6 separate regions of the Homo sapiens genome follow, and all the other regions are linked to region 1. A link is a contact called in ENCODE Hi-C or POLR2A ChIA-PET data. All regions are on one chromosome and are shown on one strand. The core of a region is the stretch at or near the end of the contact, and the rest is flanking DNA. Distances in the headings are between cores, read along the strand shown. Region 1 overlaps ABTB2 (ankyrin repeat and BTB domain containing 2). Region 2 overlaps CD44 (CD44 molecule (IN blood group)). Region 3 holds the start of CD44 (CD44 molecule (IN blood group)). Region 4 overlaps KIAA1549L (KIAA1549 like). Region 5 has its middle 63 kb from the start of MIR1343. Region 6 holds the start of C11orf91 (chromosome 11 open reading frame 91).

Region 1 (4,604 bases), core at 1,149-3,648:
TGATATGATGAGTATGACACTTTACCTCTGTGGACTTCCCCGCAAAAAACCCTATAACCCCACACTAGTCATGAGAAAAACTTTAGACTGAAAGATATTCTGTAAAATATCTGATCAGCTCTCCTCTAAACTGTCAAGCTCACCAAGAACAAAGAAAGTCTTGTCACAGCCAAGAAGAATCTAAGGACATATAACAACTAAATATGGCATGGGTTCCTGAGACAGAAAAAGGACATTAGGTAAAAACTAAGGAAATCCTAAAGAAGTATGAACTTTAGTTAATAATGTTAATAGGGGAAACGGTGTGGGGTATCTGGAAACTTTCTGTAATACTCTTGCGACTTTCATGTAAATCTAAAATTGTTCTTATGCTGGGAGTGGTGGCTCATGCCTGTAATCCCAGCACTTGGGGAGGCCTAGGTGGGTGGATCATTTGAGGTCAGGAGTTCAAGACCAGCCTGGCCAACATGGTGAAACCCCATCTCTACTAAAAATACAAAAAATTAGCAGGGCATAGTGGTGCACGCCTGTAGCGCCAGCTACTTGGGAGGCAGAGGCATGAGAAGCACTTGAACCTGGGAAGCGGAGGCTGCAGTGAGCTGAGATCGCGCCACTGCACTCCAGCCTGGGCAATAGAGGGAGACTCTGTCTCAAAAAAAAAAAAAAAAATTGTTCTTAAATGAGACATTTAAATCCTAGAGAAAAGGAATATCCCAGAAGCACCATCACGAGGCCTAACCTAATCCCCAGCAAGGGACCTCTCGAGACCTTCTGAAGCCCCACCACAATCTGTAGCCTTCTCTCACAGACCACTTAGTATCTACTCATTTACATATCCATTTGTTTGCAAAGTATTTATCGAGCCCTTGGCCTTGGGTGCAGGGTGGTGGTTGGTCAGGGGGCATGGTGGCTCCCACTTGTAATCTCAGAACTTTGGGAGACCAAGGTGGGAGGATCACTGAGACCAGTTTGGGCAACATAGTGGGACTCTGTCTCTTAAAAAAAAATACATAATAATAAATAAAATTAGCCAGGCGTAATGGTCCCAGCTTCTTGGGAAGCTGAGGTGGGAGGATCTCTTGAGCCTGTGAGGTCAGGGCTGCAGTGAGCCATAATCACACCACTGCACTCCAGCCTGGGTGACAGAAGGAGACTCTGTCTCAAAAAACCCCCTAACCTCCCCCCAAAACCCCAAATGCCCCGCAAAACATATACTACCCCCTCCATCATGCTGGGAGCCACTGAAGGGAGACACCCTGTCATAGTGGTTTGGTCCTCCAGTGGCTAGGGAGGTAGCTGTTTGCTAAGTGAATGTTAAGTCCATCCCAGTCGCTTCCTGCTAACAGTCCACCACGGGAAGTTAGGCATTTAATAATGAGGACACAATTAGGACACCTGGGCTTGGTGCATGAGGATTTTTCTTTTTATTTTTTTGAAGACAAAGCAAAACAAAAAAACAACCCTTTCTTTTTGAGACAGGGTCTTGCTCTATTACCCAGGCAGAAGGGAAATGGCATGATCATGGCTCACTGCAGCTTTTTTTTTTTTTGAGACAGAGCCTCCTTGTTGCCCAGGCTGAAGTGCAGTGGTGTGACCTTGGCTCACTGCAGCCTCCGCCTCCCAGGTCACTGCAGCGTTAAACTCCTGGGCTCAAGCAATCCTCCTGCCTCAGCCTCCCAATTAGCTGGGACCACAGGGGTACACCACCACACCCAGCTAAGTTTCTAAAAATGTTTTGTAGAGACAAGGTCTCACCATGTTGCTCAGGCTGGTCTTGAAATCCTGGGCTCAAGCAATCTGCCTTGGCCTTGCAAAGTGCTGGGATTATAGGCATGAACCACTGTACCTGGCCCACCTTTTTTTTTTTTATTATAAAGGTAATTATGATTATTTTTTAAAAATCAGAAAGGAATAATGAATAAAGTTTCTTTTAATACTACCTCCCAGAGATAACTATTATTAATATATTATAATTTTTCTTCAAATAGGCTTTTAGTACAAATAGTACATGTACAAATACATGTACTAACCTATCAATTTTTTAAAATCACAAACCGAATTTGAGAAACAGGAACATAATGAAATTATTTTTCACCTAATGCTGAATCCTGTATTTTGTGGACATCTTTTCAGGTCAGTGTGTTTGGATATATATTTCTTTTTAAGACCTACACAGTTTCCAGGGTCATCGCTCCCTCAAATTTGAATTGTCAGCTTGATCCCTCTCAGAAGACTAGAGAAACCATACATCCCAGGGCACCTGAAGCAGGGCCAAGCTGGGCTGCAGGTATTTTCCACAGTGCTCTGGCAAGGCCTTCTCCGTGGCTCAGTTAGGGGGTTTCCCTTCTCCCCTCCCCTCCCCTGTTGGGGTGGGGGCAAGGGTAAGAGCGTCTCCCTGGAGGAGGTGCCTAAAGCAGGCTGTGAGTCACTCAGATGAGCTTCCGGGTGAAGTCATGCTGAGAAGCTATTTGCAGACACCTTACTCAAGGAGGCCTAAGGAAAGCATGGGGGGATGCCATCTCAAGCGAGAAATGGAGAACTTTTAGATTCTCCCCTCCCTGGCCTTTCTAGAGCAGAGGCTGTAACCGGAATATCAGAGACACAGTAAATTACCTGGGATTTCCCCATCAGGGAGATTCCTGGGTTACTCTCACTGATAACAAGACTAACTACTCACACCCAGGGTCCCAGGGTGAGGCTGGGCAAGGGAGGCACCAGGGCTGGTTCCACTGCTCAGAGGAGAAATGCAATTCTCTCCTGTGCCTCAAAGTCCAGCATTGTGAGAACACCTCGGATGCCAGCTCTGGCTCCGCCTCTCACAAAACCTAGGTAAAGTGCTTTGTGCGGAATCTTTTCCTTATGAAAAGGCAGGGCTACCAGGCAGTGCCAAGCCCTGGGACAGTCAGGTAACTAATTGCCTATTGCGACTCCCAGCTTACAGGGTAATGCTACCTGCTCCTGCTTAACCTCAGAGACTGGGAATCCCAGTTCTGCCACAGAAGAGGGCCCTTTTAGTTTCCCTGAAGCACTTATACAGAGATTATTGTGTTTATTTTATTTATTTATTTATTTATTTTTGAGACAGAGTCTCGCTCCTTCGCCCAGGCTGGAGTGCAGTGGCGCTATCTTGGCTCACTGCAAGCTCTGCCTCCTGGGTTCACGCCATTCTCCTGCCTCAGCCTCCCAAGTAGCTAGGACTATAGGCGCCCGCCACGGCGCCTGGCTAATTTTTTTTTTGTATTTTTAGTAGAGATGGGGTTTCACCGTGTTAGCCAGGATGGTCTCGATCTCCTGACCTTGTGATCCGCCTGCCTTAGCCACCCAAAGTGCTGGGATTACAGGCGTGAGCCACCGTGCCCGGCCGAGATTATTGTGTTTATTAATTTGCTTACTTGCTCAGTATCTGGTGCCCCTACTCCCTCTAAAATGCAAGCTCTGCATAGCAGGGATTGCCTGAAAAATGTCAGCCACATAGATGCTCAAGACATTTCTAGAAAAGAAATGAATGCCATCAGCCAAATATCTGACCATGACCCGGGGTAAGTACTTAACCTCTAGACCTCAGTTTCTTCATCTGTAAAGCGGATATGGTTTCTTCTCTGTAGTGGTTATGAACATATCGCATAAAGCACTAAACCCAATGCCTGACACATAGCAAGAGTTCAATAAAAGGGCTCTCTCTGTTATCCTCAGAGATGACAAGGATCTTGAACCCCACAATAAACTGCTACATCTCCAATACTGAATGAATTAGCCTCTGTTCAATAAGCCCCACAGGAAGGGGAGCGGGGGAGGTCAAAAGGAATTGGTGCCTGTGATCCCACCTTCCTAAGAGGATTTGCCTATCAGAGCCATCCAGGACCTGATTGGGGATCTCCTTCTGGCTTTTAAGCCACAAGCCATGAATACTGCTGACACCACTCCTATGAAGTAGCAACAAGTGATCCATCGCTAATTGCACTTTGCAGAGCTTTTTCTGATCCATGCTAGAGGCATTAATTAGCTGCAGGAGGTCAGCGCTAGCTAAGTGAACACTCTTTGTGCCCCAGGTAAGGAGACCAAGCTGAGAAGGCAGAGCAGAGCCTGTTCCTCCTTGAAACAAACTTTCAGGCAGCAAAGCCCTAAACAGAGACAGCTGTGTGGTCTGGGCAAGCACAGCGCCTAGCTTCCCTGCTGCCCACACTCAGAAGCAGGCTGAGCGCCAGACGGGGAGAGATGCTGCTGGGTTCTGGGGTGGACAGACATCGTGGACATCGGGTGCAGGCTGGTGGGTACACCCCTGCAAGGAAGAGAAGGGTAAAGGCCAGGTGGGAAGTCCGTGGATATTCTTGTTGGCAGAGGGAGATTAAAAATAGAAAAAAGAGACAGGGCTGGAGAAAGAGGAGGGGAGAAAAAGTATTAAAATAGAGTTTTTTCCCTGGAAAGAAGAGGTCATTTGGAACAGTCACTTCATATGAAAGGTAAAAAAATGTGTTTTGAAATAGCTGAGAAAATATGGAAATTTTCTTCTTCCTTTGCTCTTGTTGTAGAAGGGTAGAGAATTCACACTTGTCTTCTACCTCCAGAAGGCACAGGGCAGAAAACACAGGACTCTCTTTAATGTG
Region 2 (4,604 bases), core at 789-3,288, 930 kb after region 1:
TCCTTAGAGTAGGATTGGAAACTCAAACTTTGCTATCTCCTCTGCAGAGTGAGCAAGGGACAATCTTTATGAAAAACTTTAAGTTGCAAGATATTTGTGTTCTTAATAATGAAGGGAAGAATACAAAAATGATAATACTAAGCCTGGCTCATGGATAGCATTTTTGCACAATATATTTCATTTGGGCTGCAGCCTTTGAGCTGTACTAATTGCTCTGAGCATCTGTTTGTATGTCCGTTGCATGGGATGATTTACCCTCCTAGGTTTCCAAATGCTTTGGAGCCCCTGGTTTATTGCAGGACTTACTAAGTGGTGGCCATCGTCACTTTGATTGGCCCCTACCACAGTATTTTCCAGACTTTTCCACCAAGGCTCTTAGGGCTTTGTGGTGGGTGCCAGAACAATTGATGGGGTAGGGTGGGTGCTGGAAGAGAATGAGCATCTGGTAGATTGAGTCTCTGGGTCTGCCCTTCCACCCTCACTCCAGCCCCCATTAGCTCAGCTTGATTTTCAACCACTTGAAATACTGTGGTTGTGCCTAAGACATCATGTCAGGGAGAGAAAGAAACATCTGAAAACCATCAATCTTCTCTCTGAATGCTTCCACTGGTCCCATTTGCCTGTTGACAACCCAAGTTGAAAAGGCAGCACCAGAGGGGAATGGGGAAAATTAGCAGAACTGGAAAATCTGAGTTGAGATCTGGGTTTACCAAACTCTCCGTAAGACTTTGAGTCTGTGAAACTTATGTCCATTAGTTTCTTCACCTTTTAAATGGGTCTGTAGTACCTACCCTCTGGGCCTCACAGGCTGCTTTTGGGTGTGAAAGTGCTTTATAATTGGTGAAGGAAACTGCTACGTGGCAAGAATAGCAAAGCCTGATGTACTTTAATCCATTCGGTTCTGCTGAGGGTGGAGCCCCAATGTGTCTTAATTCATATGAGGTTTCTGAGAAGCTTTTTGAGATTTTAATACTGTCCCAGGTATGCACATCAACCTTCTCACTTTTATCCCCCAAGCTCCAAAATTTCATAACTTTTTATTTCATCTTGGGTGGCAGGAAGGCAAGGTGTGCCTGGGGGAGCTACAGGGAGTTATTCAAGGTCACATAATTAGCTTATAATTAACAGAGTTTAGGCTAGAACCAGTGCATCCCACTCCCAGATGGGGGCCCCCGGCTTATCTCAGCATGTCAGCAACCCATGAATCAGCCCTGAAATATAGATATTACCTATGAGTAACAGTTTCTCATCCTACCTCAACTGTTACGAAAGTCTTCCCTCAAACTAAAGCTAAGCAGTTCCACAAAATGCCAGCTATAGACATTAGCAGAAACTGTATATTGATTAGGTGATGTATCAGTCATTGTAACTACCCAGAAAAAAAAATACAATGACAAAACCAAGTGGCCCAACCTTATTTTCTACTTGCAAGAGGAAAAACCCTATTTGGGCCCCAAGATGCTTTTTTCATTTCATTTACCACATCCTGGGTTTGTGCTAGTCAATCTGCTAAATCAATAAGATCCGAAAAAGCAGAAAACAAAGATCGTGAGGCCAGAGGATTTCCTGATCACCATGGCAACACACAGGGGTGGGTACTGTGGTTTCTCTGCCTGAAGACGCACTCGTCAAAGACTACTTGGTGTTACAGAATTCTGGTGCAGTGAAGCAACAGTTCTGGGACATATACTTTCTTTTGCCAGAAAGACTCTGTTGGATCCAGGACCAGGAGTGGGGGGTTAAACAGTTCTCCATACCCTCACCTCCAAGTCCCCATCATCCCATTAGGAGACAGGGACAGTACTGTTCTCCAAACTCTCAAAACAACCCAAGAGCTTTCTAGGCTGTGCATTGGGTTGATCATTTGGTGGCCTTGGCTGAAGGGCCAGGGTAACAGCTAGGAGAACCCTTGGGATTCTTCTCCAATGTGACAGGCCCCTCCATGTTGGTTCAGCGTTGACTGCCATGACAGGCTCCAGGCTCCACGGAAAAAAGGCAGAGAAATCAGGGGGTCCAGCCAGGCGCCAAGACGTTGGGGTGCCTTGCATTTCTAAGTGCCAAGTGATGAATAGCTCAGTTGAAAGCAACCCAGGGCACATTCTGGAGGAAATTCTCTGGGTATGATTGTGCATGACTGTTTTCTCTGCTCATTAAACCCTCATCTGCCTCCAGGGCAATTCCGGGAGAGACTGAGTCACTCAAGACTCATGGTCTGCACTGGGCAGCCAAAGGCGATTCGGCCACCAAGTGTGATTCTGGCCTCATTCAGAAGTGGATGCTAAACAATACACCCTTTCACCAGGAGCCCATCACATGGGCATCAGGAGATGGGGGCGAGTGATGTGCCAGCCTTCTAGACTGGCAGGCCTGGGGGGCAGCAGAGGGCACAATAGCTAGAAAGACTCCCAGATGAAAACTTCTGGGCTTTGAAGCCTTCGAACAAATGAAGAAGAAAATGACTTCTTCGTGTCCTATTAAGACAGTGAGTTGTGGCTTTTTTGAGAGCAGCTTGCTCAGACCTCTTATGAAAGATAGATCAGTAGCAACAGCACTGGTGTAGGAGTCAGAAATCTGCAATTATGAACCACTGAGTTTTGTGTGTGTGTGTGTGTGTTTTTGTTTTTGTTTTTTGTTTGTTTTGTTTTGTTTTTTAACTTGCTGGAGGACCATACTCGGCTATCCTTGATTTTATTTTCTCCTGTGTCACAAGAGAAATTGGTTAGAAGCTTCCCATTGTGCCTCCTGGCTTTAAAAATAGATAATCCAATTAACAATAATGCTTTAAAACAACAAAACCTTGTCCTTTTCCCTTCCTACTTCTGATCAGAACCAGCTCAGTAAGATTTATTAGTTGTGCAATCTGTTTTGGACATGAGCTCAGCAAATCAGAGGACAGAAATAGAATCCTGGCTTTTTAATGATAAACACTGTAAAAATAAAAAATTTGGAGAGCTTACCAGTGCTTCTGGCTGCCCAAGTGGTTTGTGTGTGGTTGACTCCCAGGAGCTCAATCACTTTGGGTGCAGTCCACCCAGAGAGCTATGTTCCAGCTACATCAACCTGGAGCCTTAGCTTGGTCAGTCTAGATTTTTGGGTTTGGCTGCAGACATCTCGTAATGTCACAAGGACAGCCTGTGTCCTTGGTGACCCAACCCTGGGCCAACCCCAAGTCCTGGAGTCCTCTCCTAAGAGCCCTGCCTAATTGTAGAGAGAGCATTCAGGCTGTAAAGGGCAGGAGGCCTGGGGGCTACGACTAGGTTTGGGCTTTCTAAATTCCCAAGAGTATGATGGGAAGACCAACAGGCAGAATCAGAGAGAAGCAGTCAGCCCACTGCTGGGGAAAGCCAGTCAAGGTCAAGACTTCAGAATCTCCTCTCTGGAGAGAGAGTGAAAATTCCATTAGTGAAGTTTGTTCCACTGAAGCCTTACCAGGCCTTGGTAAAGGCCCCTATCTTGTGGTCCAGAATCAAGGGACTTCTGATCTTAAAATAATATTCAATAAGCTCAAATTCTTCTCTCTAGGGCTCTCTTTTCATGATCACCTCTCCACACTTTATTAAAAAATCACATGAAGGGTAAGTGGGCTTCCTGTCATTTCAGTGTCTGACCTGTGCATAAGTTGGAATTTAACACTGGAAAATGATCAGCCAGATTGCCCAGTCTGAAACCCAGGTCCCCCAGTGACTAGCACAAGTTACTTACATCTTCTCAATGAATCAGTTACCTCTTGTGTAAAATGGGGATAATAAAAATGCCTGCCACACAGGATTGTTAGGAAAATTAAGTGAAATATTAGGTGTAAAGTGCTGAATACCTTGAACCCAGACTAGGCACTCAGTGAGTGCTCACTGTGGTTATGGACCAGGAGCTGCAGGAATTAGAACACCATTGAGTAGCAGGAACTGGCTTTATTCTCATCTTCATGATAAAGCAACTTCTCCTTACATATAGCTTAATCTGGAACCAAAAATCTAATTCTGCCTCATCCCTCCTGAGGAGATGACAAATAGGGATCAGGCACACCTGGGTGGCTCAAGTTAGAAAACAAATTAACTCATTTTGCAGAATCTGGAGACGTCTGGTCTGGAGAACTGACAGTGCCCTCTCTTTGGGCATAGTATGACTGTAGGTTGTCTTTGGGTGGTCTTCATATGGAATGTACTGTGTTTGCCATGTTCCCTAGGAGATCTGGCCTCAGAAATGGCCCTGTGATGGTATGTGAACATACTGTCCTGTAACTGAGATGATAGCTTGCACATTCAGACAGACAAAGCCAGTTACAAAACTAAAAGTTGGTCTCTGAAACATTTGCTTTCGGGGAAAACAGCAAATGTTCACAGAAGCAAAGTTCTGGGTTAAAGACATTTTAAGTATCCAATAAGGAATTCTCAGCAAACACCAGCTGGTGATTCCTCAGATATGATGTGGGAAAGGAACCTGATAGGTGATCTTTTTGCACCCTATAAGACTGCAGCCTGTCGGGGGTTGGGGGCAGAAAGAGAGCATTTATTAATTCATTATTTCATTCAACATTTGCCTACCATGGGAGGCTGTACTAGGTACTGGGAATATAATTGTGAAGAAGGGAGACACCATTTCTGTTG
Region 3 (4,604 bases), core at 1,455-3,954, 900 kb after region 1:
CTGCGGACTGGCAGCATTTTCCAAGCACCTGCTCTTCAGGTGGGAGTTACGGGTCACTGTCTTCATTCCAGACGGGCGGCTCTTTGAGTCATGGCATGCCAGCTTCTGAGTGGCTGAGGACTAGATCCAGACAAGGATTTTTCAGTCCCAAACACTCTTCCTGAAAATGCAAGAGGAGTAGTCTTTAGTCAAACAGAATCTCCACAACTGAAAAATTTATACCGGACTAGACAGTGGTAGTGGTTGCACAATATTGTTAAAGTACTACACGTCACTGCTATAAACACTTTTAAATGGGTGAAATGGTAAATTTTATGTTATGCATATTTTAACATAACAATGATAATAATTTTAACTAAGTACGTTGCCTCCTTATTTCCTACAGGGTCAAGTTCAAACTCCCTGGCATAGCTTACACCTTGTAGTCCCCATACCTGTAACCTCATGTCTGCTATCTTCCCCCAGCCCCTTCATCTGATCTATGTTCAGATCAGCTCACATTGCTCTCTATTCTCTGGACAAGCCATGTTCTTTCACTTTTCTATGCTCAAACACAATTTTGCTTTTAGTAATGATAGCAAACACTTATTTAAAGTGCTTACTGCATGCATATGTAGACATAAATCTACGGCTTAATACATGCAGGGCTTTTGAGTCATTTAATCCTCACCAATTCTATGAAGTAATAGAATTGTAATAGTAATAATAGATACTATTATTAAGCCCATTTTATACTTGAGCAAATTGAGCTAATTGCCTTAGGCAAGGTCACACAACTAAGAAGCAGCCATAATAGGGTTTGGATCTAGGTGTTCTAGCTCCTGAATCCATGCTGTTCGTCACTACACTGTACTGCCTGTGGATGACTTACTTGTCCCTGTAGTTTCATCTGAAGAATTCCTCCTCCTTTTCCTTTGAGGCCTGCCTCAAATATCACTTCCCCTGTGAAGACTGCCTGGTGTTCTCCAGGAGAGAGTGTGACTCCCTTCTCTAGGAATGGTAGCACCCCAAACACACACATTTTGCAGCATATTTCACCTTGCATGGTAATGGCCTGCTTGTGAGTTTTATTCCGTACCAGAGGGTGAGGGCTCTGAAGATAGCGCCAGGTCTTATTTACCTCGATACCCCACAACACTCATTACATGTCTGATGAATGAATGCATAGGGGGATGGCTGGGTGCATTTCTCTCAACTTTTCAATTTCTTGAAATAAATAACAAAATCTTACCTTCCCTCAGAAGTCCTGGCATGGTTCCTTTCATCTTGCCACAGCCACTGATAATCACTTTCATTTTCTGTGTAACTCACCAGGCAAGAAGTCCATGCAGATTTACTTTTAGTAGTTCACATGACAAATAAATACTGCGTTTGATTTCCAAACATTAAACCATAGTATATTATAGATAGATATAGAGTTATCATTCAAAGTATGATATTTCAATCTCAAAAGGCTTCCCCTGAAGAATATTACAAACTCTTCCTCTCTTTAAGATCTGCTGGGTAGGAAAGATGGGAGAAAATGAATTAATGTTTACACAGAAAGGAGGATAATGGGGGCAAAAATAATAGATGAACGTATGGGTGGATGAGAGAATGGATAAAATGATAGGTGGATATGTTGATCTTGGACAGATGGGAAATGAGTGGATATATCAATAAACAGATATGTGGGTGGATGGGTGGAGAAGAGGATGGTGGATGGTTGTGGTTTTATGAAGAGATGTGAAAAAGGAAGTGTGGAATGATGGATGAGAAGTTGTATGGGAAGATGAATAGAAGAATAGGTGGTTGAATAAATTAAAAGGTGTGTGGTTGGATGAATGAATGAGTGGGATGATAGATGGACCTAAGTGGTTAGTGGATGGACAGGAGGATGGATGGATGTGAGAGCCCCAGAAGGACATAAGGAAAGATGGGTGGATAGATGGATGGGCGGATGGAAGGATATTTAGGAGGATGAATGAGCATGTGTGTGGAGAGAGGTGCCCATTCACACTGGCTTGAACACATGGGTTAGCTGAGCCAAATGCCAGCCCTATGACAGGCCATCAGTAGCTTTCCCTGAGCTGTTCTGCCAAGAAGCTAAAATTCATTCAAGCCATGTGGACTTGTTATTGAGGGGAAAAAGAATGAGCTCTCCCTCTTTCCACTTGGAAGATTCACCAACTCCCCACCCCTCACTCCCCACTGTGGGCACGGAGGCACTGCGCCACCCAGGGCAAGACCTCGCCCTCTCTCCAGCTCCTCTCCCAGGATATCCAACATCCTGTGAAACCCAGAGATCTTGCTCCAGCCGGATTCAGAGAAATTTAGCGGGAAAGGAGAGGCCAAAGGCTGAACCCAATGGTGCAAGGTTTTACGGTTCGGTCATCCTCTGTCCTGACGCCGCGGGGCCAGCGGGAGAAGAAAGCCAGTGCGTCTCTGGGCGCAGGGGCCAGTGGGGCTCGGAGGCACAGGCACCCCGCGACACTCCAGGTTCCCCGACCCACGTCCCTGGCAGCCCCGATTATTTACAGCCTCAGCAGAGCACGGGGCGGGGGCAGAGGGGCCCGCCCGGGAGGGCTGCTACTTCTTAAAACCTCTGCGGGCTGCTTAGTCACAGCCCCCCTTGCTTGGGTGTGTCCTTCGCTCGCTCCCTCCCTCCGTCTTAGGTCACTGTTTTCAACCTCGAATAAAAACTGCAGCCAACTTCCGAGGCAGCCTCATTGCCCAGCGGACCCCAGCCTCTGCCAGGTTCGGTCCGCCATCCTCGTCCCGTCCTCCGCCGGCCCCTGCCCCGCGCCCAGGGATCCTCCAGCTCCTTTCGCCCGCGCCCTCCGTTCGCTCCGGACACCATGGACAAGTTTTGGTGGCACGCAGCCTGGGGACTCTGCCTCGTGCCGCTGAGCCTGGCGCAGATCGGTGAGTGCCCGCCGCAGCCTGGGCAGCAAGATGGGTGCGGGGTGCTCAGCGCGGACCCGGCGGCAGCCCCTCCGGCTGAGTCGGCCCTGGGGGACTGGAGTCAAGTGAGCTGTCTGCGAAGTGCATTGGGCTCCGGAAAGCAGGGCTGGGATTTGCGCTAAACCGTTGGAGAATGTGTCTGTGGAAGCACCATTTGGTTGAAAGAAAAAGAGAAAGAGAAGAAAGTTTGTTGGGCAGGCTGCCGGCGCGCAGTTTTGGGCGAGGTCGCTAGAGCTGCAGCACATGGCAGAAAGTAACCGTTCTCCCGGATGCGCACAGTCGTTGTCTGGACTAACAGGCTCCTGTGCCCAAGGGCTCGCCAAGCCCCACCGGGCTGTGTCTAGGCAGGGCAGAGCTGGGCGGGGCAGAGACTGGGGCTGGAACAGGGCGAGTGGCTGTTATCAAGGTGGTCACAGAAGGGATCACAATTCCAAGTGTGAGACTAGCTGGCAATGGGTTTTCCAGAAAGGGGTCCTGGGTTCTCCCAGCTCCCCACTGAGCCTTGTTCCAAAGCTTACAGTCCGCAGTGTCACTGCCACCTTAGCGCTGTGGAAGCTTGAACCAGCTCTGCGGTGAGGTCTTGGGTCTCCATGAGATTCCAGCCTGGGATAGGGAGCATGAATATGAGAGGCAACCACTGGACCAGCTGCTTGGTCCTCACCACCTCCTGCTTCTGCCAATCAGTGTGGGGAAATCTCAACAGTAAGGTGGCTTATATTCCCTGCCTGGCAGCCTCAGAGCAGAGAGAAGAGCCTTGATACCAGGGCAACATCAGGGACCCTGGAGCTAGGGCTCCAATATCTCATCCAAACAGGGTCAGTGCTTTGTGGTGGCTATGGAGGGGAGGGGCTGCGTGTAAGGTATATTCTAGCACGGCTCAACTCCAAGCATTCTCTTTCTTTGTCTATGTATGTACAGATAATTACATGGCCGATTTGCTTATCGCTGGCCAAAATTAATCTTTCTTTTAAGAAGTGCCAGCTGGGTCATTAAGACAGCTCAGCCTGCATGCAGTAAATTCTACTCAGCAAATATTTATTAACCCAGTTCCACGGGAGTACTGAGAAATTGAAACACACAGTCTCACCCAGGTAGTTTAGATTGAGTACCCAGTATAAAGTATCTTGAATTACTTTCTGCTTTCTCTATCTTCCTACTTTCTGCAGTAGGAAGAAAGTGACCCTAGGTGGAGGCTAGGCAGGATGAGTTCTCTGTGCATATGCATCTCCCTTTCTGTGTGAGTGAGAGGTCTTTGCTAGGTGGGGATTTGGGGATCTAGGATTTATACTACTGAAGCTGAAATAATAATAATAATGATAGCAACAACACAGCCTGTCATGGTGGCCCATGCCTGTAATCCTAGGACTTTGGGAGGCTGAGGCAGCAAATTACCCAAGGTCAGGAGTTTGAGACCAGCCTTGGCCAACATGGTGAAACCCCATCTTTACAAAAAATACAAAAATTAGCAGGGTGTGGTGGTGCACACCTGTAGTCCCAGCTGCTTGGGACGCTGAGGCAGGAGAATTGCTTGAACCTAGGAGGTGAAGGTTGCAGTGAACCAAGATTATGCCATTGCACTCCAGCCTGGGTGACAAAGCGTGACTCTGTTAAAAAAAAAAAAATGAATACAGTGCTAGCTACCATTTACTGTATATTTTCAC
Region 4 (4,604 bases), core at 1,041-3,540, 850 kb before region 1:
CACATCATCAACTTGCAGTCGAGTCTAGAACAGGTTCAAGCTCATTTGTTCATTCATTCATTCCTTTATTCAGTATGTTTTGAATGCCTCAATATTCTGAGGTAACAGTAATGAACAAAAACAAGGCCTGTTCTCACAGGGATTAGAGAGAATGGGGCTTGTTTTTGTTCGTTACCGTTACCTCAGAATATTGAGCCCAGTGCCGTCCAAACTTGACTGTGCTTACCAGTCACGTGAAGATCTCGTTGAAATGTGGATTCTGATTCAGCAGGTCTGAAATAAGGCTTGAGAGTCTGCATTGTTAACAAGCACTTGAGTAATACTGACGATGCAAGTTTGTGGACCCCATTTTGAGAAATAAGTGGCAATAAGCAAATACCTGTAGGTCGGGTGATGGTAAGCTCTATGGAGCAAAATAAATCAGGGTAGGGGATAGTGCCTTCACACATGAACTTGTCTAGATGGAGTGGTGAGAGGAGGCCTTTCTGAGGAGATGGCCTTGAGTAGACCTGACAGTGAAAATCTGGGGGAAGAATATTCCAGGCTGTGGGAAAAGCAAGTGCAAAGGCCTTGAGCAGAGATTGTGCTTGCGTTGTTTGAGGAAGAGCAGGAATGCCAATGTAGAATTGAATGAGCAAAGGGAGAGTAGTGAGAAATGATGTTGAAGAGAGAGATGGGGCTGGATCCTATAGGACTTACTGGCCATGGTGATGACTGGGTACTTTAGTTGGAGTGAGATGGTCAGCCATTGGAGCATCCAAACAAGAGGTGACATAATCTGACTTAAGTTTTAAAAGAATCACCTTGGTTGTTGTGGAGAGAAAAGTCTGTAAGGTCAAGTATGGAAGCCAGGAGATCAGGAAGGAAGCTGTTATTGAAATCAATCTGCAGATGAAGATGGCTTAGAGAGGGTGGTAGCAGAAGTGGTTAGATTTTGGATGTCTCTTGAAGATAGAGCTAGTAGAATTATCTGGTGGATTAAAAGGGTAGGAGAGAAAGAGAGGAATTGATACGGCTCCAAGGTCTTTGGCTCAAGCAACTGGGAAGATGAAGTTGCCATTAATTGAGACAGCAGTTCAGGTTTGGGGTAAGAAAATAAGAGTTCATTTGGGGGTATGTAAAGCTTGAAATGTTTATTCAAGTGGAGATGTCAGGTTGCCAGTTGAACAAAGTAGTCTGGAATTCTAGGGCGATAACAGGTCCTAAGGCATACATTTTGGAGCCATCAGCATGGAAGCGAATAAGAAACCTAGAAAGTGAGTATGGAGAAGAGAGAGGGAGATCTGAGCAAGGAGCCTGGGATTACTGCAGCATTCAGGGGTTCAGGGTGAAGGGGACCAGCAAGAGATAGAGAAGAAAACAATGAGGCAGTAGGAAGAGAAGAAAGTGTATATGGTGTCCTGGGTGCTAAGAGAAGAAAGCAATCAAGGAGGAGGGCGTGATTGGCTTGGACAGATGCTGCTGAGAGTGGAGTTAGATAGGCACTAGCAATGCACGTTGAGTTTGGAGGTGTGAAGGTGGTTAGTGGCTCTGAGAGTGATGGGGATAAAACTCTAACTGCAGATGGTTCAAGAGAGAAAGGAAAAAGAGGCATTGGAGGCAACACATAAGACAATTCTTATGAAGTTTTTTCTCTAGAGAAAAGCAGAGTCATGGGGGAGGTGGGCCAAGGGAGGGTTAAGATGAGGTCTAATTATATGTGTTCACACTTTCTCATTTTTAAACATGAAAGACATATGACCAGAGTGTTTGATTTGGTGTTTTTCCCCCAAATGTAGATGGCCCAATAAAATATATTTTGACTTTTTACTCTGAGTATGATTAGTACTTCAAAGATTCTTACAAGATGTCCCAAATCTTGCCTCCCATCTCATCCTTCCCATCCCCACAAAGTAAAGAAAATGATCTTGGGGCCAGAGCACAGGGCACTGTAGGGAGGAGTCCCTGGCACCCTCTCCCTGCCCTGGGACTTCCCCTGGCCCTCCTCGGGGGACTGAAGGGCTCTGAGGGGCTGGGATACTGCAGCATTTGGGGGTTCAGGGAGAAGGGGGACAAGCAAGAGACAGAGAAAATAAAATAAGGAGGTAGGAAAAGAAGAAAGTGTATTAAATATTAAAAGTACAGTGTTACTTGTACTTGGAAAAGTACAGTGTTACTGTACTTTTAACACTGGCATAAAATAAGTTAGATATCCCTTTGCTGACCCACATCCTTCCGTCAAACTGACCACCACCATGGAAACTTCAGGATCCTGAAATTCTGATGACGACCAGAGAATCTCTCAGAAGCTTACTTAGCTCAAGTCTCAAATTACTGGAATATGATCTGAGAATATTCAAAATGAATGTGCACACTTCCCTTTTTATTTTCATTAACCTTCAAGCCCATATTGTGGTTTTCTTTCTTTCTTTTTTTTTTTTTAAAGACAAACAAAAACTCCACTCTTCCCCAGACAAAAATGAATAGTTGGAATGACCTTAAAACATTTTCGTTGCTTGACAACATATTAGAGGGGATTTCTAAACACACAGAGGGACACATTATTCTGGGTCACGGGATGGCAGCCATGGATGGTGACTCTCTTTGGGGACTTCAGGACCAAAGGAGCAGTTAGCAATCTGGGTGTTGTAAATGTCAGTTTTAGGAGCTGGCAGGAAGGTGGCAACTGAGTCATATTAATTCAGCAGTGTTTATCAAGCACCCAGCATGTGTCAGGCCCTCCACTAGATGCTGGGGGTATAGTGAGAACAGGCTAGGCCTGGACCCTGCTCTCAGGCAGCCCGTGGTCCAGGACAAGAAACTCTCACTCGGGCAGGTGTGGTGGCAGGTGGGTAAAGTACTTCCATGAATTGGGTCAGGTTGGGGGATGTGGCAGGACAGCAAGTGCCTGCGTTGCTCAAAGAGGCAGCTACTGCTTAGTGGCAGCCTGCATGGGACCGAGGCTCAGGGTGCCATAGTTCTGACTTCTCAAGAAAAGGCAGATCTTTATTTAGAATCTTTTTGTTTTCAAATATCACCAATTAGTTCAGATTTCTAAAATGTCATGCAGTACAAAGAGAACACACTCATCAGCCACCATCTTTTTCTTCTTTTTTTAAAGTCAAGTTTATTAAGGTGTAATTTACATACAGTGAAATTCATCCTTTGTAGGTGTGCTGCATGATGAGTTTTGACAAAAGTGTGCAATCATGCGTCCACCACCACAATCCAGATACAGAACATTTCTGTCACCTCAAAAAGTTCCCTCCTGCCCCTTGCAGTTAATCCACTCCCCCAACACACCCAGTCCCTGGAAACTACCCATGTATTTTCCATCCCTGTAGTTTTGCCTTTCCCAGAAGGTCGTAGAAATGGAATTGTACTGTATATAACATTTTGCATTTGGCTTCTTTCACTTAGCATAATGCTCTTGAAAATCATCTGTGTCATTGCATCGATCACTAATTCTGTTCTTTTTATTGCAGAATAGTATTCCATTGCACCACAGTTTGCTTATGCATTCAGCAGTTGATGGACATGTGGGTTGTTTCCAGTTTATGACATGGAAGTCTTTCTGTGGGCAGTTTTCATTCCTTTTGGGTAAATGCCTAGGGGTGGGATTGCTTGGTCATGTGTTAGGGACGTATTTCATCTTATAAGAAACTGCCAAACTGTTTTTCAAAGTAGCTGTACAGTTTTGCATTCTCATTAGCAATGTATGAGAGTTCTAGTTGTTCCTCTGTATCCTCACTGGCATTTGGTATTGTCAGCTTTGTTTTTCCTTTTAATTTAGATGTCAGCCATTCTAATAGCTGTTTAGTGGTATCTCATTCATTTTAGTTTACATTTCTCTAATCACTAATAATTTTATTGTTGCATATCTTTTCATGTTCTTACTTGCCATCTATATCTCTACTTTGAAGTCTGTTAAGTTATTTTGCCCATTTAAAAATTGGATTGTTTTCTTTTTACTGAGTTTTGAGCTTTTCTTTATATAGTCTGGATACAAGTCTTTTTATCAGATAGGTGTTTTGCAACTGTGTTCTCCCGGTCTGTGGCTTGTCTTTTCATTTTATTAACAGCGTTTTTTTTGTTTTTTGTTTTTTTTTTTTAAAAGGAGAGAAGTTTTAAATTTAGATTAACTCTATCAACTTTTCAATTTAAGATTTGTGCTTTTTGTGTCCTAGCATAGAAATTGCCTAATGTGTGCCAAGGTCACAAATATCTATGATTTCTTCTAGAAGTTTTGTATTTTTATTTTTACTTTTAGGTCTGTGATCCATTTCATGTTTGTGTATGGTGCAAAGTAAGAATCAAGGTTAATTTTTTTATATGGATATTTAATTGTTCTAGCACCACTTATTGAAAAGACTATCCTTGGTCCATTGACTTATCTTGGCACCATATATGTCTGGGTTTATTTCTAGTCTGTTCTATTGTACTTCTCTCCATATGCCAGTACAACACTGTCTTGATTTCTCTAGTTCAGGGTTTCTTAACGTCAGCACTATTAACATTTTGGGTTCAACGGTTCTTTGTTGTGGTTGCCTGTCCTGTGCATTAGAAGTTTAGCAATATTTCTGACTGCCTGGTAGATGTCAGTAACTCCCCTCACTCTTAGTTGT
Region 5 (4,604 bases), core at 1,531-4,030, 770 kb after region 1:
TAAGTAGATAAAGACCTTTTCTTCAAATTATACATATGTTGACCATGAAAATATAATATACTAATAGCTAACTTACTGTATTCCAGACATTGTTTTGAATACTTTATACATATTATTAACTCATTAAGTCTTCACCAAAACCCAATAAGATAGGTTGTGTTATCAGTATTTCACAGAAAGGTATTAGTATTATCAATATTTCACAGAAGGTTCATTAAGTAACTTAAATCTGAGATTACACAGCTAATAAGTAGCAGTGACCGTATTTCAAGGCAGGCAGCCTGGCCCCAGAGCCTCACAAGTCTCCTTTCTAAAAACATCTATTTCTTAGGAAATTTTGGAGTTCAGCACATTAAAAAGATTTTTATAAGTTGGGTAATAGTTCTCTTTTGATATAGTGAACACAGCCTGTTGAACTTCTCGGGAGCATCTTCTACAGGGGTTGCACATGCCATAGAAATAAGTCTGTGGCTAAAACCACAGTAATTTGACATTTGGTTTCCTTTAGATTTTAATATTAATGTATAGTGTATTCCTTCAACCTTCTGATTCATGAAGGGGTGGTAGCTGGTGTGAATTAATTAAGAGTCAAACAGGAAAATAATACCTCAGTGTTCTTATTTAAAGGGCATGTTATTGGGTGATGACCAAAGAGTTCTTTAGTTTTGGTCTGGGATGACAAGTTACAGAGGAGGAAAAGTAATAAATTTTTAAAAAGAAAATGTAATAAATGTCTTTGTGGTTGAAAGTACATGTTCTTTCTATGCAGTTAGCAGAGCTTGGGAGGTAGAAGTACCTCCTTGGTTTTCCCCAGATTATTTTGCAAGTTTAAAGTATGTCACTTGTTCCCTCATCCTTACTATCACCAACACAATTATTTTGTACAGTATTAACACAAGGCTCACACCTTGTAAGGATGACAGGCTGATTGGATTTCTCACTCTTCCCTGCTCCAACCCTTTCAATGAGTCAGTCTGACCCCCACCAAATGCATTCCTTTTTTAAGGGACTGGGGGAATCTTGCTGGAGTGTTCTGTGCCTAGCTGTCAAAAACATACTCGATTAAGTAAAAGCACTATTTGTCAAGACTAGCCCATAACATTATGCTTTTTTGTAAAATGTTCTGAGGCCAGTTTCCCTTTTATGGTGGGTGGATATGTGAACATTTTATGCTCGTAGCATTGACTCATTTCTTATTTGGAGACCAGATAAGTCATCTTGTATATTTATTTTTTATGATACGGTAAATAAGACATTCAAAAGCAACTAACCTGAAGCCTCCTTTTAAAAATATCCCCCAGTTGTGTTTTTTCATAAATGAAAAATTGCACTCCCTTTAATTGGGGAATGACTTTTTACCTAAGGTTTCTACCTTATGATACTCAGATAACAGATATTTGGTGGACTTTTGCTTTTTTCAAGAGAAAAATTATTAAGGAGAACATGCAGGGGGGAATAAGACTAACAACATGGAAAATACTCATGGTATGTTTCATGAAAAATATAGAACATAAATTTCGTGGAAGTATGTAGAAAAATTGAATAGGTACGTGCACAGGAGCTCAAGAATAATATGGTCAGTCAGTCATCTGATTTGATGAGAGACAGAGCTGGCCATTTAAAAAGAAAATGTAAAGTTTCACTGCATTTTTTTTTCCTGCACTGAAGGACACTCCTTAGTGGTTAGTGTTGATTATTAGCATTGGCCTAAAGACCAAACAACACCATTGAGTAACAGGATTTTTCAAGATTCCATGTATTTGTCTGGTATTTGGGTTTTATTTCACTTTACAAAGATTTTCTTTTTTGTTGTTCTTGTTGTTTTATTATACTTTAAGTTCTGGGATACACGTGCAGAACGTTCAGGTTTGTTACATATGTATACACTTGCCATGTTGGTTTGCCACACCCATCAACCTGTCATCTACATTAGGTATTTCTCCTAATGCTATCCCTCCCCTAGCCCCCCACCCCCCAACAGGCCCTGGTGTGTGATGTTCCCCTCCCTGCGTTCATGTGTTCTCATTGTTCAACTCCCACTTATGAGTGAGAACATGCCGTATTTGGTTTTCTGTTCCTGTGTTAGTTTGCTGAGAATGCTGGTTTCCAGCTTCATCCAAGTCCCTGCAAAGGACATGAACTCATCCTTTTTTGTGGCTGCAAAGTATTCCATGGTGTATATGTGCCACATTTTCTTTATCCAGTCTATTATTGATGGGCATTTGGGTTGGTTCCAAGTCTACAAAGATGTTTTCAAATACAAGTATTGATGATTTTAAAGTAATTGTACGCAAAGCTGTGATGTTCATGTGTACTCCATTTGGTGGAAGGCAGAAATGCTCACTGATCTTTTGTTATGTACCCCCAAACATGTACGAGATCCGACCAGGAAGCAAGAGAAACTGCTTTTGTTCCCTGCTTCTCCCCCATTGCCCCCAAGGAGCCATCTGATGTGGACTCATTAAAAGGGAGAATATTTATTAGGCTACAGTGCCAAGTCTGCCATCTGTTATTATTGCTCTCAGCTTTTCCACATGGCAGGTGTGGTCACATCAGCCTCAAGCCATTCCTACTTGAGAGGCAGCCTTCTTAGGAAGGGCTGGATTAGGCAGATTAAATTATCTGCCTTAGATCTTAGGGAATATTTCTTTTCCTTTTGATTTAATTGTACAAAGGTTTCTATTCTTTGTTTTCTTCTTGACAGGAGAATGGTAAACTAAAGGGCTGAGATAAGGGTGTGAACCTATGGGATAGAAGCCCAGGAGGCTGTTTAACCTGTTTCTGTTCTTGGCTTAAGCAGTGGTGTGCCGGTAAATGTTTAACAACCAGCTCTTTGGAGAAGAAATGCATATGGATATATAACCAATTATAAGTCTGTTATAAATTTTACTGATTTACAAGGAGTAAAATATATGACTTACTAAGAACTATAGAACATACAATACTCCTTATTGTATGTTATCACGGAATGCTTTACCTGATTTTATAGAACGCTTTTATTTGCAGCCAAACTATGATTGCAGTTGATGAATAAGTAGGTTACTGACCTAAATGTTGGTTGACATTTTCCTTTACACAAAAGAATAAGATAAAAGTTAAAACAACAGTGACACAGAAGTTTACATGTTTGTCCATGAAGAGAGTACTTTCTCTACTGAATCAGATAATTTTCAAATACTGGAATATTTTCTCAAATTTTGTGCTATTCATAGTGTACCAACTACAAACATGACATTTTTAAGTTTAATCTGCATTATTTACATTTTTCTCTATTATTTTCTTAAGTCTAGAGACAATCCACAATAAATCAATCCCTGATTTGTAGTATTTGCTGATTTCGGTGGTATAAATGCTCTGATTTCAAGCTTCCAATGTAATGTTACTGAGTGTAGAATTAGGAAGAGATGCATAGCTCTCCATTATTACATAGTATTTCCACCATTAAAGATACAATAGAGGTAAAAACCTCAAGAACATAGATAATAGTAAATGAATAGGAAGTGGTGAGCTTTGGGTATTTATTATCTTTGCTTCCGGTATAATTTATTGAATCCTAAGCTTATATAATTTAGCTTTCAGTAATAGCTGTGTTTAATAATCAGCTTGCAAAGTTCTTAAAAGTTTAACAATCAGCTCTCACGAGCTGGTACAAGCCAGCTTCAGCACACCACTGGCCTTAGGCATTCCAATGGCAGTGGTGGTGGGGGTCGGGGGAGACATACGCCAATATGCCATGCTTTTTAAAATATGAAACCCAGGGCCCCACTCCTGGAAATGAGTCTAAGGTGAGACATCAGGGTTTGAGGTCGGAGCTCCATTAACAACCTCTCTTTGCCAGGTCTTGTTCTCTGCTCATCTCCTTTGGGACCTCATGGGGTAGAGGGTGGAATGGGGGTTTGAGGTGGGAAAGAGTTCATGTGCTCTAGATCCTGGGGCTCAGCCACTTTTTTCACTACTGCTAACTTGGGGTACTGGCCCAGCCCCCTTGACATCCTGCGGATATCTTGCTATCCTACGGAAGTGGAAATCAACCCAATTTCTCAGTTCCTAACCAGAAATTAGACTCCTAGAGACCACTGAGAAAGCAGAACTGAATATGAAAGGCTGTGGGCTAGTTAGTTGGGACCATGAAATCTTTTGCTGGGGCTGGCTGCTGACTCATGGGGGAACTTTTCTGTCTCAGTAGCCCACATGCTCAAATATCGTTGTTAAGTAAAGCTTAAGGGCAAAGCGTGATGGCCTCTTGTGTTGGTGTAAAGCTTACTCAACAAATGAAAAAGAATGGTGGCCTCCATCATTTTTTGAAATTAGTCCATGAAAACCTGAACTTAGAACACATGAAATAAGGAATGATGTTATTTTTTAAAAGGGCTTTTGCTTTACAAAAAGACTCACAGTTACTTAGAAAATGCCCCTCAGGTAATTTTAAATGGTGCTTACAAAATCCTCATTTATATATATATATATATTTGCAGAAATACATATATTACATTAAACCTATATTCATTGAACAGTACCCAGAGTCTCTTGCATTATCACTGTAAAACGGAAATGTGACCCTAATTGAGGGGACCTGAGGAGATTGCATACTAGCATAAGGGTAT
Region 6 (4,604 bases), core at 777-3,276, 530 kb before region 1:
AGAGGGAGTCTCACTCTTTCACCCAGGTTGGAGTGCAGTGGCACAATCTTGGCTTACTGCAACCTCGGCCTCCTGGGTTCAAGCGATTCTCCTGCCTCATCCTCCCGAGTAGATGAGATTACAAATGTGTGCCACCAAGCCCGGCTCATTTTTGTATTTTAGTAGAGACAGGGTTTTACCATGTTGGTCAGGCTGGTCCTCAATGATCCTCTTGTTGGTCAGGCTCCTGACCTCAAATGATCCACCCGCATTGGCCCCCCCAAAGTGCTGAGATTACAAGTGCCAGCCACCACACCCGGCCCCTGGATTTCTTAACTATGTATTCGGTTAAGATTTCTTAACTATGAATACATAGTATTATGTATGTATTCATAGTTAAGAAATCCAGGACTTAGCAAAGCCCAGTTTTTCTAGGGACTGTCTTCCTTCCATGGCTATGAGAAAGGGTGCATTACAGTGTGTCTGATGAACTGAAGACCATTTCCATGGCCACACGGACCTAAGCATTTAGGTTATTTCATACTTCCCTTCTCTGTGTGGCAGGGGAAGCCAACTTAAGCCGTTATATACGATAGTTGGAATGATCTTTTTAGAACTATCTGCCCTTCTCCAGTGGTCAAGGACAAGCCTTAGCCAAAACAAGTGATGGGAAAGACAAAGTCTGCAGGACAACCTACCGCTACTGAAAGTTCTACTTTGCAATAGGTCCTTCTTGGAGTACAAGGCATTTAACAACTTTACCCTCCAACAGGGAGGAGTCATTCAGCTCGTAGGCTGAGGGATCCTGCCCGCATCAGCACACGTGGTCCAGAGCCCTAAGACTTCAGACGTAAGACCAGATATCAGCCCAGGATCCTGGTGAGAGAACTACCGGCGCCAAGGCCACAGAGTCCCAGGGGGGCTGCCCCCCAGCATTGAGAAGTGGAGTGTCCCAAAGCTGCCCTGGAAACGGCCTTGGGCCTTGTGGTTCTTGCACAACTCCCACCTCCCCCTACAGACAACTGACAGTCACCTTACTTCACCTTCCCCCCATGGAGAGCCCCGGTTTAGGACCGAACATTAAAGCTTAGGGACTGTCTGTGGTGGGTGGAGCTCCAGAGTACAGGGTAGGAGGATGACTGTGCAGGAGGATTAAAGTTCAGGACGGGGTGGTGGCGGATGGAGTTCCAGGTGTGGAGGCTCAGAGTCCAGATGACCCAAAGGGTTTAGGACGGAGGGAGGATGGAGTTTGGGACTAAGAGGCTCATGAAGTTCAGATCTGTGGTGGGGGGAGGAGTCGGTTAAGTCCAGGATAAGGGAGTCTGGGTGCTAGGGGATAGATTTTGGATCTGGGACTACTGGGGGCTGGAGTCAAACCAGGCTACATTTCGGGTCGGGGCACGGAGCCAAGGAGGGAGCTAGGGCAGGCTAAGGCTGGGCTCGGTGGCCCTGGCGAGGTCACGCACAGCTCTGGGAGTCGAAGCCGTCCCCAGTGATGGTGAGCAACTCCAGCTCCTTAATCCGGATCTCCAGCTCGCAGAGCTCCTCCGGGTGGGAGGCAGAGGCGAGCCTGGGGGTCGAGGGGCAGGGGACCAGGGGCGAGGCAACCACCTCAGGCCCCGGCGGCGGTGAGTAGAAGAAGCGCAGAGGCTCGTAGGGGATGGAGGCCAGGCCGGAGGGCCAGGGCGAGGGCCAGGGGCGCTCGCTGGAGGGACCCAGGCCGGGTGGTGGCGGGGGCGGGGGCGCCGGGGCGGGGAGCGCCTGGGACAGGGACCGGGCCCCCGCCGCCCCGCCCACTGGCGCCCCGCCCGCCTTCAGCGGCACGAAGAGCTTCTTCCAGATGTTGAAGTCGCTGAGCGGGGACGAGGAGATGCCGCGGTCGTACAGGGACGGGAAATAGAGGGGCGGAGCCGACCGCTGGCTCATGGTGGGGCTGTGGCTGCCGCGCCGCCCCTTTGGCATCGTTTGAATGAGGGTCTGCGTGGGAGGAACCCCGCGCCGGGAGACGCGCGCTCAGGCCCCGAGTCGCCGGGGTTTCGAGGTTCCACAAGCCCCGCCCCGATGGAGCGCGGCCCCACCCTTTCGCCTCAGCCCGGCCCCTAACAGGCGGGGTTCCAAAGCCCGGACGACCACGTCCCGGAACGCGGCCCCGCCCACCTCGGCTGGCCGCACCCCGCAGTTAGAAAGCCACGCCCCCTGGCTCGCCTCGCCTCGCCTCCCGTCCCTCGACTCCGCCCACCGCCTCGCTCTTGCTCTGCGACCCCGCTGGCTTCCGTTGTCATATCCCAGCATACCCTCATCCAGAACAGGCAGCGGGCCAGGGCTGCAGAAGAAAGCTTACTTCAGGCTTCCTCTCTTTCTCCCATGAGGGAGAAAAGTATTTCCTAGAAACCTGGCCCCTGCACCAGCAGACTTACCTCATTGCCTCACTGGCCGCGCCCACAGCAAAGAAGTCTGAGAAAATCAGTGTCTGATTTTTCATCCACTACTGTGGGAGGCAGACAAAGGAGAAGAGGATTGATTGGGAATGGCTGTTAGAGCCAACCTATGTATCTGCCAAACGTTAGCAGTGTTGAGGAAGATTCTAGAAAAGGGGATCCTCATCTGGTTTGTAATAGACCTGAAGGAGTGTTTTCAGTGAAATGCAGTTTAGTTCTCTTCCAAACACAGATATCACCAGGAGCTAACAGGCAACGAGCTAACCACCAAAAGGAAATCCTGTCCGCCCTACCTCAAATACTTCACCCATTGCTTATGAGCGATTTGGACATTTTGTCCAAAGGACATGACAGCTCATTTATGTGAGTAACCTGTATTAGCCATAGACTGAGGGGAAATAACTAATACATTTTCTTGAGAGCCTCTGCCTAATGATCACTGGTATGACTAGTGATGGGTGGAGGGCAGTTAAAGAGTCAGTATCAGCTTCACAAGTTAAATATATATATGCATATGTATCTGCACACACAGTGCAAAGTGTGTGTGTGTGTGTGTGTGTGTGTGTAGCAGCAAAGTGGAGAGAGTCAGATATTCAAGCTGGGTAGCCTTGGACAAGTTGCTTGACTTTTAAGTAGGTTTTCCATAAAATAGAAATAAGAAAACCAGGCTGCCTCATAGGGTTGTGATCAAACAGAAGACGGAACAGTGTGTGTGTGAAACACTTGAACTTGGACACTTTGTCCAAACACAAGAGGCAGCTGTCCCTACTAAGGGGCATGTCTGAAACTGGGAAGCTTTTTCTTCCCACACTGAGCTTCCCACACTTAGTTGTCACACGCAGTATTTGCTCTCTGACTTTGGCAGCCACCCATCATTGTTTATTCATACAAGTGATCACTAGGCTGAGGCTCTCAAGAAAATGTATTTCCCCTCAGTCTATGGCTAATACAGGCCATGTGCGATAGCTCAGCACCCAGCCTGTAATCCCAGCACTCTGGGAGTCTGAGGTGGGATCTCTTGAGGCCAAGAGTTTGAGAACAGCCAGGGGCAACATAGCGAGATTCTGTCTCTATAAAATAATTTAAAAAATTAACCAGGTGTGGTGGCATTTGCCTGGAGCCACTCAGGAGCTGAAGTGGGAGGATTTCTTGAACCAAGGAGGCTGAGGTTGAGGCTGCAGTGAGCCACAATCATAGCACTGCACTCCAGCCTGGGTGACAAGGCAGGACCCTGTCTCAAAATAAATAAAATAAAATAAAATAAAAAATACCCTTATCTTCCATTAGTTTCCCCCACATATTTAACTTCCCATAATTTACTGCCCAAGAAGCTCAAACCTCTTTTCCTTTGTCTTATCACTTTTCTACAATCGCCCATTGTTAAAATTGTATATAAGCTCTCAAGCCACTTCTTTGGGTTTTCACTTTGTTTCTGTAAGAACCCCATGTACCTGCGTAATAAACTTTGTCTTCTGTTAATCTGTCTTTGTCAGTTTAATTCTCAGGCCCCAGGCTCTGAACCTAAGAGATTAGAAGAAAAATTTTTTCACCCCTACAGAACCACAGTAATGGTAAGAACCAGGGTTTTGGACTCAAGACTTGGGACCAAACCCTGGATCCACTATGTATTTGGCTGTGCGGCTGAACCTTTCTCAACCTCATTTTTTCATCAATATAATGGGAATAGTAATGGCATCTACTTGCTTAGGTTGGCAAGACTAAGTGAGACAGTTTAAGTACCTGGCAATGGCTTGTGTTCAACATTAGCTCTTGTTATTACATATTAAAGGCCCTTAGAAGGAAAAGAGATTTTGCGTTATATTTTTTAAATGAAGCAATACAATCATTTTTTATGTATATATCTAGTTGAGGAGAAAAAATTACAGATTTTTTCCCCCTTACTCCAAGATAATCTAAACAGATTTTACTCTGGATGGCTTAATTATAACATAATCCATGAAGTTATAGCCAGGGGGTTAAATAAGAAGTTGATGACAAACTTGGTTTCTCTAACAAGTATGCAAGAAAACTCAAGTGCCACAATGAACACCCATAAACTGCTGTCAGGAGGCAAAGTCCCTATGAGGTAATAATAAACCCACGAGGTTAAGGCAAAACCCTACGGTTGTTTCTGCAAACAAATGTCCAGGAAACTCAAGTTTGTGATGAAAGAACAGTCTTGAATTC

What was found. A loop is a pair of places that touch in the nucleus more often than their neighbours do. ChIA-PET counts read pairs that join two places held with the same protein, here RNA polymerase II (POLR2A). Pooled maps may share reads with other maps.
Region 2: a pooled map shows a loop between it and region 1 (6-fold over the local background). The contact joins two enhancer-like sites. A Hi-C loop is called at or near these places in 1 of 37 single-sample maps with no recorded cell type and 9 of 50 pooled maps. POLR2A ChIA-PET finds 5 or more read pairs at or near these places in 2 of 52 experiments (both activated T-cell).
Region 3: a loop to region 1 is called in a map with no recorded cell type, with 8 times the contacts of the local background. The contact joins the promoter of CD44 here to the enhancer-like site in region 1. A Hi-C loop is called at or near these places in 8 of 37 single-sample maps with no recorded cell type and 10 of 50 pooled maps.
Region 4: a map with no recorded cell type shows a loop between it and region 1 (8-fold over the local background). The contact joins two enhancer-like sites. A Hi-C loop is called at or near these places in 6 of 37 single-sample maps with no recorded cell type and 3 of 50 pooled maps.
Region 5: a loop to region 1 is called in a pooled map, with 5 times the contacts of the local background. The contact joins two enhancer-like sites. A Hi-C loop is called at or near these places in 1 of 168 maps with a recorded cell type or tissue (GM12878), 4 of 37 single-sample maps with no recorded cell type and 10 of 50 pooled maps. POLR2A ChIA-PET finds 5 or more read pairs at or near these places in 1 of 52 experiments (activated T-cell).
Region 6: a pooled map shows a loop between it and region 1 (4-fold over the local background). The contact joins the promoter of C11orf91 here to the enhancer-like site in region 1. A Hi-C loop is called at or near these places in 1 of 168 maps with a recorded cell type or tissue (naive thymus-derived CD4-positive, alpha-beta T cell) and 5 of 50 pooled maps. POLR2A ChIA-PET finds 5 or more read pairs at or near these places in 1 of 52 experiments (activated T-cell).

The regions. Positions count from the first base shown.
Region 1 is chr11:34,231,798-34,236,401 of GRCh38, forward strand. All of the region lies in intron 1 of ABTB2 (ankyrin repeat and BTB domain containing 2), which reads right to left. Among named protein-coding and RNA genes, the nearest start is that of ABTB2, 120 kb to the right of the region's middle. RefSeq lists enhancers at 2,204-2,728, 2,405-2,734. Within about 2 kb of position 2,399, at least 13 of the 41 ENCODE cell types and tissues checked have a DNase peak (open chromatin) inside an H3K27ac peak, as active enhancers do.
Region 2 is chr11:35,164,658-35,169,261 of GRCh38, forward strand. The region is part of intron 1 of CD44 (CD44 molecule (IN blood group)); the gene reads left to right. Among named protein-coding and RNA genes, the nearest start is that of SNORD164, 4.0 kb to the left of the region's middle. RefSeq lists a silencer at 902-951 and an enhancer at 1,372-1,431. Within about 2 kb of position 2,039, at least 31 of the 41 ENCODE cell types and tissues checked have a DNase peak (open chromatin) inside an H3K27ac peak, as active enhancers do.
Region 3 is chr11:35,136,467-35,141,070 of GRCh38, forward strand. CD44 (CD44 molecule (IN blood group)) reads left to right here and starts at 2,705. Exons shown (of 18, transcript NM_000610.4): 1 at 2,705-2,904. The coding sequence starts at 2,838. CD44-DT (CD44 divergent transcript) reads right to left here and starts at 1,566. Exons shown (of 3, transcript NR_120528.1): 1 at 1,232-1,566; 2 at 1-160. RefSeq lists enhancers at 1,870-2,434, 3,602-4,102 and a silencer at 2,345-2,414.
Region 4 is chr11:33,380,866-33,385,469 of GRCh38, forward strand. The region is part of intron 1 of KIAA1549L (KIAA1549 like); the gene reads left to right. Among named protein-coding and RNA genes, the nearest start is that of KIAA1549L, 7.1 kb to the left of the region's middle. Within about 2 kb of position 2,291, at least 2 of the 41 ENCODE cell types and tissues checked have a DNase peak (open chromatin) inside an H3K27ac peak, as active enhancers do.
Region 5 is chr11:35,002,807-35,007,410 of GRCh38, forward strand. No RefSeq gene overlaps it. Among named protein-coding and RNA genes, the nearest start is that of MIR1343, 63 kb to the left of the region's middle. Within about 2 kb of position 2,781, at least 7 of the 41 ENCODE cell types and tissues checked have a DNase peak (open chromatin) inside an H3K27ac peak, as active enhancers do.
Region 6 is chr11:33,698,800-33,703,403 of GRCh38, forward strand. C11orf91 (chromosome 11 open reading frame 91) reads right to left here and starts at 2,027. Exons shown (of 2, transcript NM_001166692.2): 1 at 1,446-2,027. The coding sequence starts at 1,941. It overlaps CD59 (CD59 molecule (CD59 blood group)), which reads right to left. Exons shown (of 4, transcript NM_000611.6): 4 at 4,211-4,604. RefSeq lists silencers at 1,693-1,782, 1,963-2,202.